Linked DNA regions of Homo sapiens: all the other regions are linked to region 4. Evidence: chromatin loops called from intact Hi-C (ENCODE). Cell type or tissue: PC-3. All regions are shown on one strand.

Region 1 (2,500 bases), 190 kb after region 4:
ATATTTAGAATTTATACAATTATTTTATTATTTTTTCCAGATTTGCTAAATATGCATTCCTTTTAGGAAGTACTCTCCATGCACGTGAATTTTCATTGTAAATAAACTTTGTAGGGCAACATATTTTCTTGATGTAAATTGACTGTGGGAAAAGTAAATAATGTGTGCCTACCACCTCAATCAGAAAAAACAAAATCATAACCAATGATTTTTATATAGACAAACTTCAAGCCATCAAAAGAAACCATTATGTGTCTGCTGCTAAATTCAAGGTTTACAAGGAAGCAAAATTTTGCCTCTTCTCACTTTTAATGTCTTAGGAAAACAGCTCTCTACAAGTTTGGGTGGAGATAGCTGTCTTCCACTCATTTTTTCCAAAGGATATGCAAAACCTGAATATTATGAAAAATAACAGATTAACACATGATACTCTAACTTTAAAGATGCTATCATATATTTGAATTTACAGAGAGTCATCAGAAAGGAATTTCCTCTTTCTCCCAATATACACCTACTTCTTTTTCTATTAATCTGTACTTTTGACAACTACCTGTCTGTATGCAATACATAAACACACACACGGTCATCCACAACAGTTGTAAACACACATGCATATATAGTCATGCAATTGAAGTTTTTTTCTCAGCGATCCATACACAAAGTAAAGTAGTAAATACACTGTAAACATAATCATTCTTCTCTTTTTCATGATTGTAACTGGCTCTAACTTTCCAAATTCCATATTTAAAAATTGTTAAATATAAGTAGAATAAACCCAGAATATGATCCTCATTTCAAAGTGGAGGGCTTAATAGGATGACCCAATGTATTTATTACAGTCACTATTGCTTGAGAAATGTACTTTTAAAATAAAATCCATGGCAAGAAAAATGGTAGATCTTTGTGTTATAGTTAATTATAGAAATTATTTTTCCAGCACAACTGTTCACATTCACCAATTTAATCTGCTTTGAGATGCCCTTGAGAAATTCAGATTGATTCAGTCTCATAAAATTTTAGGGTAATATATCATTGGTTGTTCTGTTTTGATTTTGCTCAGTTGGCATGCAGTAAAGCATTGATTTCAACTTACTTGTGAATAAAATTAAAAAGTCGGTTAGGCATCACTTTGTTTTGATTTGAACTATGCTGCTACCTGGTTTTAATTGTTCAACTACCTTTCTGTTCAGTAGTGATGTGTGTATTTGTGGCTCCTGTCCATTCAGTAGATCCCTCTGAAGGACCCTCTTTTATTGACAGCACATTTTGCTCTATGAAACATACTCTATTTCTGTGCCAAAAGATCTATTTGAAACAGAGCCAGTGTCTCATTCCAGGAAGAGGAAAGGATATCAAGAGTTTCCATGGCAATCAGTTGACGGAACTAAATTAAGCAGGAAACCTCTTCAGAATGCAAAGTAGTCTTGCAAAACAAAGTGGTTTGAAATATTCAGGAAGTGTGTCACAGCACAACGAAAGAAATGGAGATATGAATACCTCCATAATGTAAACTCCCTAACTGTAAAATAAACAATTAAATGCTAGCTTTTGTCCTACAAAAATAAACCCTCAAACAACTGTCATTTCTAATCAAATCTTTTGTTCCAGTTAGTTTTGGTTTTTTTTAGTTCTTATCTCTTATGATCAACATCATGTAAGAATATAACTACAATTGTTTATGTAGGTAGGAAAAATAACTTTTTTATGTTACTGCTGTTAAATTTATTTTGTATGAAATTGTGCAAATTTCATAGCTAGTTCTTTAACAGTGAAATCAGAAGGAATGACCAAAATTTATTTTAGTGAAAAAAAAAATGAAGAAACAGATTCCTTAGTTTAGAGAAAGGAATTGCTTTTAAAAATGGGATTCTTCATGGTAATTTGGATTATTGATAGTTTTAAAAATATCATTCTACTTCCTGGAGTGGAATTAGAAGGAATGAGTCTTGAAATTCCAGGAAATAGAAGAATTAGAATGAACCAGAGGTTTCTTATCTTCTGGTCAATTGCCAAATCGTTATAATAGTTTGCTTGGAAATACGGCTTCAACCTGTATCAGTAACTATTACCAGAAGTCCTTCAGACCACCTAAATGCTTTCCAAATGCTTTCCTCTTCTCTTTAAGGAAAGAGTTCTTGGAGCAAACGTTTCTAAAGCACACGGATTCACAATAAAAAATATTTAAACAATTCCTAAAACCTATTAACCACTCGTTATCCCAGCTTTTTAAGTTAAATCACTGTATTTGTTTGAAGTAAAATTATAGGGTCTCCTTTGAAGATGAACACATAAGAATATACATCTTAGAAGAGGAAGGTCTTATGAATTTTAATCTCAAATATTCTGGCCTCAATTTCAACGTGAACTTTAAAGTGTGATCTAAATGCTTACTGTGTGTAATATAAACATTAAGAGGCACATTTTGATGTCACCTGCGTGATAAAACTTTCCTGGCTTCATTGTGCTAAACTTTTCTCAAATTTTCTGGACCAGAAACATA
Region 2 (2,500 bases), 90 kb after region 4:
ACATGATATTCAAACCATATAGAAACACAGTATTAGGAAAACAGAGAAGGACAAAATAAAGGAGCTCATGAGCGGGCACTAGGAAAGGGACTGTTTCTATGCAATTCTTTTAGAAGAGAATAGGAGGCTATAGTCTTTAAAGCAGTGTTTGTTAACCTTTTTAAGTTTTACTACTGCTTCCTTACAGCATCTTTTTAGGCTATTTCTCCCTTATCCAAAGCTCCTATGAAATTTTATTACCCTAGATACATCACATATTTGTATATGTACAGATATGTAGTACATAAATTTTCTGGAGGGCCACAGCCAATTTAATAGCTAAGATTTTGCCTGCTGAGAACCGATGCTCCCCCCACCCCTAAAGACTGACCCATTGTTAGGGGCGATATTGCACCCTGGAGAATGCTTTAAATGGTGGACTACTTCATATCAGATCTACAGTCTTCAAAGTTTTTCTGAAATATCTTTGTCAATGGGGTGGGTGGTGGGAAGGTGATGGAGAAGTGGGTTCAAGGAGTACAGCTAAGGAAACAAAAGCTCGCTCTTATACTTGCTTTTTCTTATCAGTTGAACCTAATTTGACAGCGAAGCATAGAAACATATAAAGGAAAAAAAACAGTTTTAGCCCAGGTATCTCAATTTTAGGGAAATATGGGTAAAAATACTGGGGAAAAATAGGTACTAAAGATAAAGTGAAAATTTCAGAAGAAATATCCTTATAATTGATAGAATTATTGCCTCATATAAAGATCAAACTAAATATTACTTTCACTTTCTAAAGTTTAATCATCTACCAAAATCCTTTTGTAGCCAAGATCAGTGTGAGTTATAAAAGTATGCTCAATCTGTTTTGATGAGATAATCTGATTGTTCTAATATCTCAGTTTCCAGGGCTCAAACCAATCTTGAATTGGAATTTCAAGACATAAAAACCACTGCAGGAACCTGCTGGAGAAACGGCCTCTGGTATCTCTATCTGAAATATGATTATCTTAAGTTCGCAAAGCATTGTGTCTGCAGTGTGAGTTTGAAAACAACAATGTTAAGGCAACTTCGCAGCTTCTTAATCAAGCCCTTCTCCATCTCTCCGTGTGGTTTTTGGGGTGGTGGAGGTGGAGCCAAAAAAGAGAGGGCAGTTTCCCAGGGCTGAAGATGCTACCATGACTCATAGGATCTATGCAAACCCTGTGAGTGAATTCTGAGGAAGAAGAATGAGTAATATTTTGATTTTATTACTGATGGTAATAAGATAGTATCATCAGTGTGGTATATTCTGATTACTGAATTCTATTCCCTATTTTCTTCCTGTGGCCAAATAAAATTTGTGTGTGTAAGCTATGATATTTAGTGTTGTTATCTGATGAGACAGGTTTAGTGGAAAAGTTCATTTTAAATAAACATTAAAATTGTTTCAGCCTCAGATTTTTAATCCAAATCATTCCTTTGACACCAGAAGAATTTTCCTCAGAGTCAACTCCAAAGATAAAGCTGCCTGTTTTCCTATTTGCCCAGAAGTAAAGAGGTTGCAAAATGATAAGAATACGCAAGTAGAACATAAGGATGTTGGAAGGAGAAACTCAGGAGGATGGTAATGAACAGGGAGATTTTTCTACAGACCTGGTTTTCCTATCACCCATCAGCTACACTTCTGGCCTGTGACTTCTTTGGGACTCTTGTGTAACCCTTTTGCACATCTGAACAATATTCACTTTTTAAAGTGAAGAGTTGACAACAATTGTGAATTGTAGCTTTGAACTAAGCTCCATTATTCCAAGGTCATTGCTTAGCTAATTTTAAACCAATTTAAAATTTCTCAGGAAAAGCACATATTTAATGCTACATTTTTCCATAATCACGTTTCAATCAGTTCATTCACCCAAGAACCCATTCAATTATCCACCCAAGTCCTATTCATCCTTCAGTTTTTCCAAAGAACCTATTCCTATTTCCTACGAGATAAAATCCAAGCCACTCCTTGGCTTGACAGAGGATATGCTTCCCAACCTGAACTCAATCTAACTTTAATAGAAAATCTCTGTTGGAGCCTAAGCTTTGCCCAATGCCATCATGTTTGGGTGTGATTTGTACCCTGGTAGAAGAGCCTGTTGGGAATCATTTTACTTGTTTCATGTAGGAGCCACAGAAAGACATCCTTCTAAGAGAAGGGTGTGTCAGACAGGGAAATTGGCTCAATAACAGTATCTCAATTGTGAGTGCATCCTGCTATCTGTTAGTCAGCCTTGTTTACTGCCTGGATTCATTTCTGAAAATTAAGAGAGGGGCTAAAGTACAAATGGAAGGAACTATGTTCACTAATAACTCTGAAGCACTGGGGCACAAGGAAGCACTGTATTGGTTCCATTAGGCCAAAGAACAAAGCTCCTCTTTGAATCTCCTCAATTTAACTTATGTAAAGTATTGAATAAGTGTTGCAATAAATAAATGAGTGATGAAATCAATCAGTGAAACATTTCCAGGAAATACGCTCGTAAGATCTGTC
Region 3 (2,500 bases), 140 kb after region 4:
AGTGCAGTGTTTTCTTAAAACACATTACAATCCTGTCCTTGATGCCCAGAGCTGGTGAGGAAAGCTGGATGGAGATCTACTGCTGCCAAGAGCACCGCACATTGATGGCTCTTGGAAATAGCAGGCACATGCCCACAGCCACCACTTCCTCCCAACCCACAAATGAATGCTTTATATATTAGGGAATTTCAGAATTCTTATTTCTGGCTTCACTTGAAATGATATGAAGACTCAGCAACACTAAGCTTGCGTTCATCTTTGATGACAATGAACTAGAGCTGATTAGTGGCTGCCTCAGTGGCTACTGTCATCACCCTTCACCCTGTCTAGCACTGTAAGAATTTTAATTTGCAAAACAAAGCCTTGGCATATCACAAGTAATATATGTCACAATAGATTTCCTCTTAGGTTCTAACTCTATGGAATCTACCTCTGAGTGAATATTAAGTCAGTCTTTCATCAAGAAGTATTTGTTGAATGAATATGTTATTGCCCTTGATTTACCTATGAAAACATTTTGTGGTGCTTCTGCTTGATCCAAAACATGAAGCAAGTACACTGTAAACCTTAAAAAATAAAGTTCTTGCCTGAGCCTTCCTAGCAATTACAGTATGAACCTCATTAGTTATTTCATTATCATAAATTCTCATTTTTTGTCCTCTTTCCTGTATATTGATCATGTCTACCCAATGAAACTGTAGCTCATCAAAGATCAGGATGTTTGTCTTACATCTTCATGATCCTCCACGGTGGTTTGCACATGGCAATCATGGGATAAATGCATATGCATTTATTTAAAAGCTTATGTGAAGCAGAAACATCCCAATATCGTCCAACTGTAATGACGGTGCATTGTCTGAGACCATCCTCCTCTGCCTTCTCTTCCTTTATAGGAATAATCCAGGGCTGAATCACACAAAGCAATGCCAACCAGTTTTTCTAGATGTGTCTTCTATTGGCTTTTTTCCCTCAAATCACAAGCAAGGCTCCTTTGAAGCAGGCCCTGCCAGAGGCATGATAATGATCAGGCTGAGATTATAATGAGCATGCAGCGTTGGAACACAGCACTGGTTACTGGCACTTACATGTTCACACCAGGCTCTGCCAAACCACATGTGCTCCAATACAAGGAGCTTCCTCTCAAACACTGGGCAGGCTCACAGGCTGCTCACGCAAGGAGATGAATCAAGAGCCCTGAAGGCAAGTAATAAACTCCCCTCTTCTTGGCATAGGCCATAGTCTAAAATGGATACAAATTGATTCCACAAACATAGATAATGATCTAAAGTGAATGCACCTAGACTCTCCCCATTGAAAAAGGAGCCATTAATAGATTGAAGTTGACTAGGTAGAAATGGAAATTTTACTCTTGGTTCAATGGGTTTAGGCAGTATGTGGCCATGGTCCCATAAATATAACATGATGACGTGGGCAAGTGGGTTTAAGAAATCTAGCCTTTTTCCTGATACTTTATTTTTGTCTTATCTTGTGCTGGTACAGTACATGGTATATTGCAAGTGCCCAACGACTGCTGTTGGATGGAACTGTCACTTTATTGTTAATAGTTACAATACTTAAATAGAATCTAAATCCTCATACTAAAAAAAAGAATTGTCAGCTTTAGAGAAGGCAAGCGGTTGCTGGTGAAAAATACTATAACTACATTCATACATAATCTAAAACAAGATGATTTTAAAATCAAAATGGTATTGTTTCATCATAAGTAAAAACAGGGAAAAAGATTATATTGATGCTCCCTTTTACTGCCTAGGTCTGTTGGGAGTTTTACTGAGTTTCTCGTGGGATATTAGCAATGCTGTTTGAATATGGTTTAATCACATTAGAGTAACACATGCAGTGATAATTAGTTCAGTAGGTAAGTGATTAATACAATAAGAGAAGAAATATTTATGTGGGCCTGGTTCTCATAATTTCTTTTCCCCTGTATAACCCACCACTGGCAATTCTAGAGTGACTTACATGGAAAAGAAACAAAGTGACAAGACCTCACATGCATTTGTGTCCAGTGAGTTATAAGGCTTGCCATCAGTGTTAATAGTAGGAATACCACAATTTTTTAAAGAACTGGTTTTTGATTTCAGTCTAAATTCTACCTCCTACCATCTCATCTAAATACTGCCCCTGTACCCACCTCATTTATGCTCTGAATTTGCCATATTTTAATATCTCTAATGCACTTACATTTTGAAATAACCATCTGTATAAACATTTTCTGTCATATTTACCACAGAGTAGGTGTTCAATAAATATTTTCCAAAAAATTAACAAATGAGAATTTAATATTTTCAAATAAAGTGACCACGTCAAAAATTAAACACATGTTCTTTATTTCCAAGTACACATTTCTGAGGTATCTTTGAGCGTTAGCCCATCTCTCATTCCATCTGAGCATTACTGTCCCATTTCTCAGCTTGGGGAGAAGGGGTAGGGACGTGGGAGGTTCAGGGATAGGGAAGAGTGGGTCTCAAGAAAGAGATAC
Region 4 (2,500 bases):
TTCAATAAACACATATTGAACATATTCTGTAGGTCAGGCACCATGATGGGTGCTGCAGATACAATAATAAATAAGTCATGGTCCTCAAGAAGCCATTGAACTATTAAAGAGTTTTGATTAGGTCCCTGGTGGCAGATGAAAAGCATTATTTTATTTATTTATTTATTTATTTATTTATTTAATTATTTATTTGAAGACTGAGTCTTACTCTGTTGCCTTGGCTGGAGTGCAGTGGCATGATCTCTGCTCACTGCAACCTCCACATCCTGGTTCAAGCGATTCTCCTGTCTCAGCCTCCTGAGTAGCTGGGATTACAGGAGTGCAACACTACACCCAGCTAATTTTTGCATTTTTAGTACAGATGGGGTTTCGCCGTGTTGGCCATGCTGGTCTCAAGCTTCTGACCTCAGGTGATCCACCCACCTCAGCCTCCCAAAGTGCTGGGATTACATGTTTGAGCTACCGCACCTGGCCAAAAAGCATTTTTAGGGGAGGTTTTTTCTTTCTCCTTGTACACGCAATGAAGTAAAGGACAATCTGAGCCTAGATAAATGAAATGGTAAACCTTGATATAAGGTAGAAGCAACAATTGTGGAGATAAAGGGATTATATAAGAGATGTATTTGTAAAAAAAAAAATGGGGGAATTGAGTAACTGATGAACATAAGTCTCAGACAGAGTGAGAGAGAGAAAATGTATGAGACCATATTTGTTCTCTTTTTAGGTGTCTGAAAATTTGTTGTGACTAACATTTTAAATGTGACAATGTCATGAAACATTTTTCTGGGGACATCAGATTTCTTTGTAGAAAGGGGACTTCCCCATTGCCAATACCTTGACTCACTTATCTGTTCCTCCTCAGATGGGGAGTGAGTGTCATCTTAAAGCAAGCAGAGGTTTGTTTTGTTTGGATATCAATCTTAAGGTCTACTTGGAGCATCCAGAATGTTTCTTAAACGATTGACCAAATTGACCAAAGATGTTACAGTTTCTGAGGTGTCCACTCAGAGTCAGCAAACACTGCACAAATAAAAAACAATCGGTAAATTATTTCCAAGGATTGGAAACAGAAATCCTCAGATGATTCACCGATGACTCAGTTTTCTGTGTATCGCTTCTACTCTACTTGTTGCCAAGGGAACTTGGGGCCTACTTCCTACCACACGACGGCTATAAAAAGTACCAGCAAAAGCCGCAGTAGAGTAACTTCTCTACTCTTTTATTAAAAATGGCTAACGGACTAAATGTCAGTTACATAAGAAAGATTTAGGTTTGTCTGTGAAGGTCATATCTACCGGTACCATGAAATACTGAGAAACCACGTTGTTACTCTTTTTATCTTTCATTTGCTTTTAACTACACTGCTTTCTTTATGCGGGGCATTTTATATAATGTACCTAACATGCCAACAGAAATTGTATGTTCTTCATAAACTCCAGACCAATGTGCTTTTGCAGTGATAGAAGTGACCTGTGAAATCTGTGTCAACCTCAGAGCCAGGGTAAGATACCGTCATCACACTGCCAGCCTGCCTGCTTCTCTGGGTCCTTGTGGCAGGGGAAGGAGATGAGACAGGGAGTAGGAGAGAGACTGACTGCTACAAAGGGACCTGTGCAGCTTCACTCTTATAGCCACTGTCTGTGTGGATCTCTTTTGACAATCATCTTTTATCAAGCAACATAAAAATATCAGTACTATTAAGTATCCATAAGAAGGCACCAATCATGAGTGGATATTTCCATATATAAAACCTAGGTTTCTTTCCTTTCAATATGTGCATTGAGTTCAATTCTCATCTGGAAACAGGGAATGAAAGCCGCTTGTATGGATAGTTGTCAGGAAGACATATACAGGATATAAGTTAAAAGCACAGACAAGCATGTTCTGTGTTTACAGGGGGCAGGAACTCTCTCAGCAAGAAGTCCTGGTACGACAAGACAGTTAAAGGCATTCCAGGAATATACTGTTTTCATTTGGCTGTGAGTCTTCCTAGAAAATGTAAAAGAAAGTTTTCCCTGTTAAGATAACACATTTTCTCTTTATGGTTTCATGAGGGCAGAAGGAAGCTCTCAGCTGTTCTTACATAAAGCCTTGTCTGAGAGGTATGGGATGCCTGATATTTTTTATGCTTAGATTTATATAACATTATAGCTCTTCTTCTCTTTGAAGAGGCAATATGGTTGAATAAGATCATAAATTTAAATTTACTATTAAAAAGTATTAAGTATTATGTGTAATACACACTGATTTTTCTAAAATGCAAGTCTGATCTTGTCATCTCTTTCTACCTTAAAATTTATTATAGGTCTCCTATTTTTTAGAACATTAAAATCCAAGCTTCTTATGGGATGCAAAGCACTTGGTGGCCTCATCTCATTGTTCTTCTTTGTACTTGAGCATCATAGAGTTAGTTACTTGTAGCTTTGAATTCGTATTATTTTTCCACACCTCTGTGACTTGGTGCATAGGCTTTAATAAGCCTGAAATGTCTTCCCTCTCT

What was found. Hi-C counts contacts between places; a loop is a spot of excess contacts. Peaks named below come from ENCODE experiments on the same cell type or tissue, not always from the same donor. Only the 100,000 strongest peaks of a DNase experiment are listed, where the experiment ranks them.
Region 1: a loop joins it to region 4, with 9 times the contacts of the local background. A loop is called at or near these places in 4 of 110 quality-filtered maps.
Region 2: it touches region 4 in a loop (5-fold over the local background); 17 of 110 quality-filtered maps call a loop at or near these places.
Region 3: it touches region 4 in a loop (5-fold over the local background); 3 of 110 quality-filtered maps call a loop at or near these places.

What each region holds. Positions count from the first base shown.
Region 1 is chr7:17,040,413-17,042,912 of GRCh38, reverse strand. LOC124901595 (a long non-coding RNA gene) reads left to right here. Exons shown (of 4, transcript XR_007060239.1): 1 at 1-2,500. Among named protein-coding and RNA genes, the nearest start is that of AGR3, 160 kb to the right of the region's middle. In PC-3, no CTCF peak of the experiment used is centred here; a DNase peak (open chromatin) is centred at 1,392; H3K4me3 peaks cover 790 bases; H3K27ac peaks cover 2,420 bases.
Region 2 is chr7:17,143,173-17,145,672 of GRCh38, reverse strand. The region is part of intron 1 of LOC107986772 (a long non-coding RNA gene); the gene reads right to left. LOC101927609 (a long non-coding RNA gene) reads left to right here. Exons shown (of 12, transcript XR_007060234.1): 9 at 885-966. Among named protein-coding and RNA genes, the nearest start is that of AHR, 150 kb to the left of the region's middle. In PC-3, no CTCF peak of the experiment used is centred here; DNase peaks (open chromatin) are centred at 1,162 and 2,192; H3K4me3 peaks cover 443 bases; H3K27ac peaks cover 2,341 bases.
Region 3 is chr7:17,093,756-17,096,255 of GRCh38, reverse strand. The region is part of intron 1 of LOC124901596 (a long non-coding RNA gene); the gene reads left to right. Among named protein-coding and RNA genes, the nearest start is that of AHR, 200 kb to the left of the region's middle. RefSeq lists a cis regulatory region at 1,172 and an enhancer at 1,100-1,244. In PC-3, no CTCF peak of the experiment used is centred here; a DNase peak (open chromatin) is centred at 1,035; H3K4me3 peaks cover 366 bases; H3K27ac peaks cover 2,500 bases.
Region 4 is chr7:17,233,255-17,235,754 of GRCh38, reverse strand. All of the region lies in intron 6 of LOC101927609 (a long non-coding RNA gene), which reads left to right. Among named protein-coding and RNA genes, the nearest start is that of AHR, 64 kb to the left of the region's middle. RefSeq lists enhancers at 884-1,143, 1,294-1,343, 449-1,648. In PC-3, a CTCF peak has its summit at 1,005; a DNase peak (open chromatin) is centred at 1,064; H3K4me3 peaks cover 1,204 bases; H3K27ac peaks cover 1,920 bases.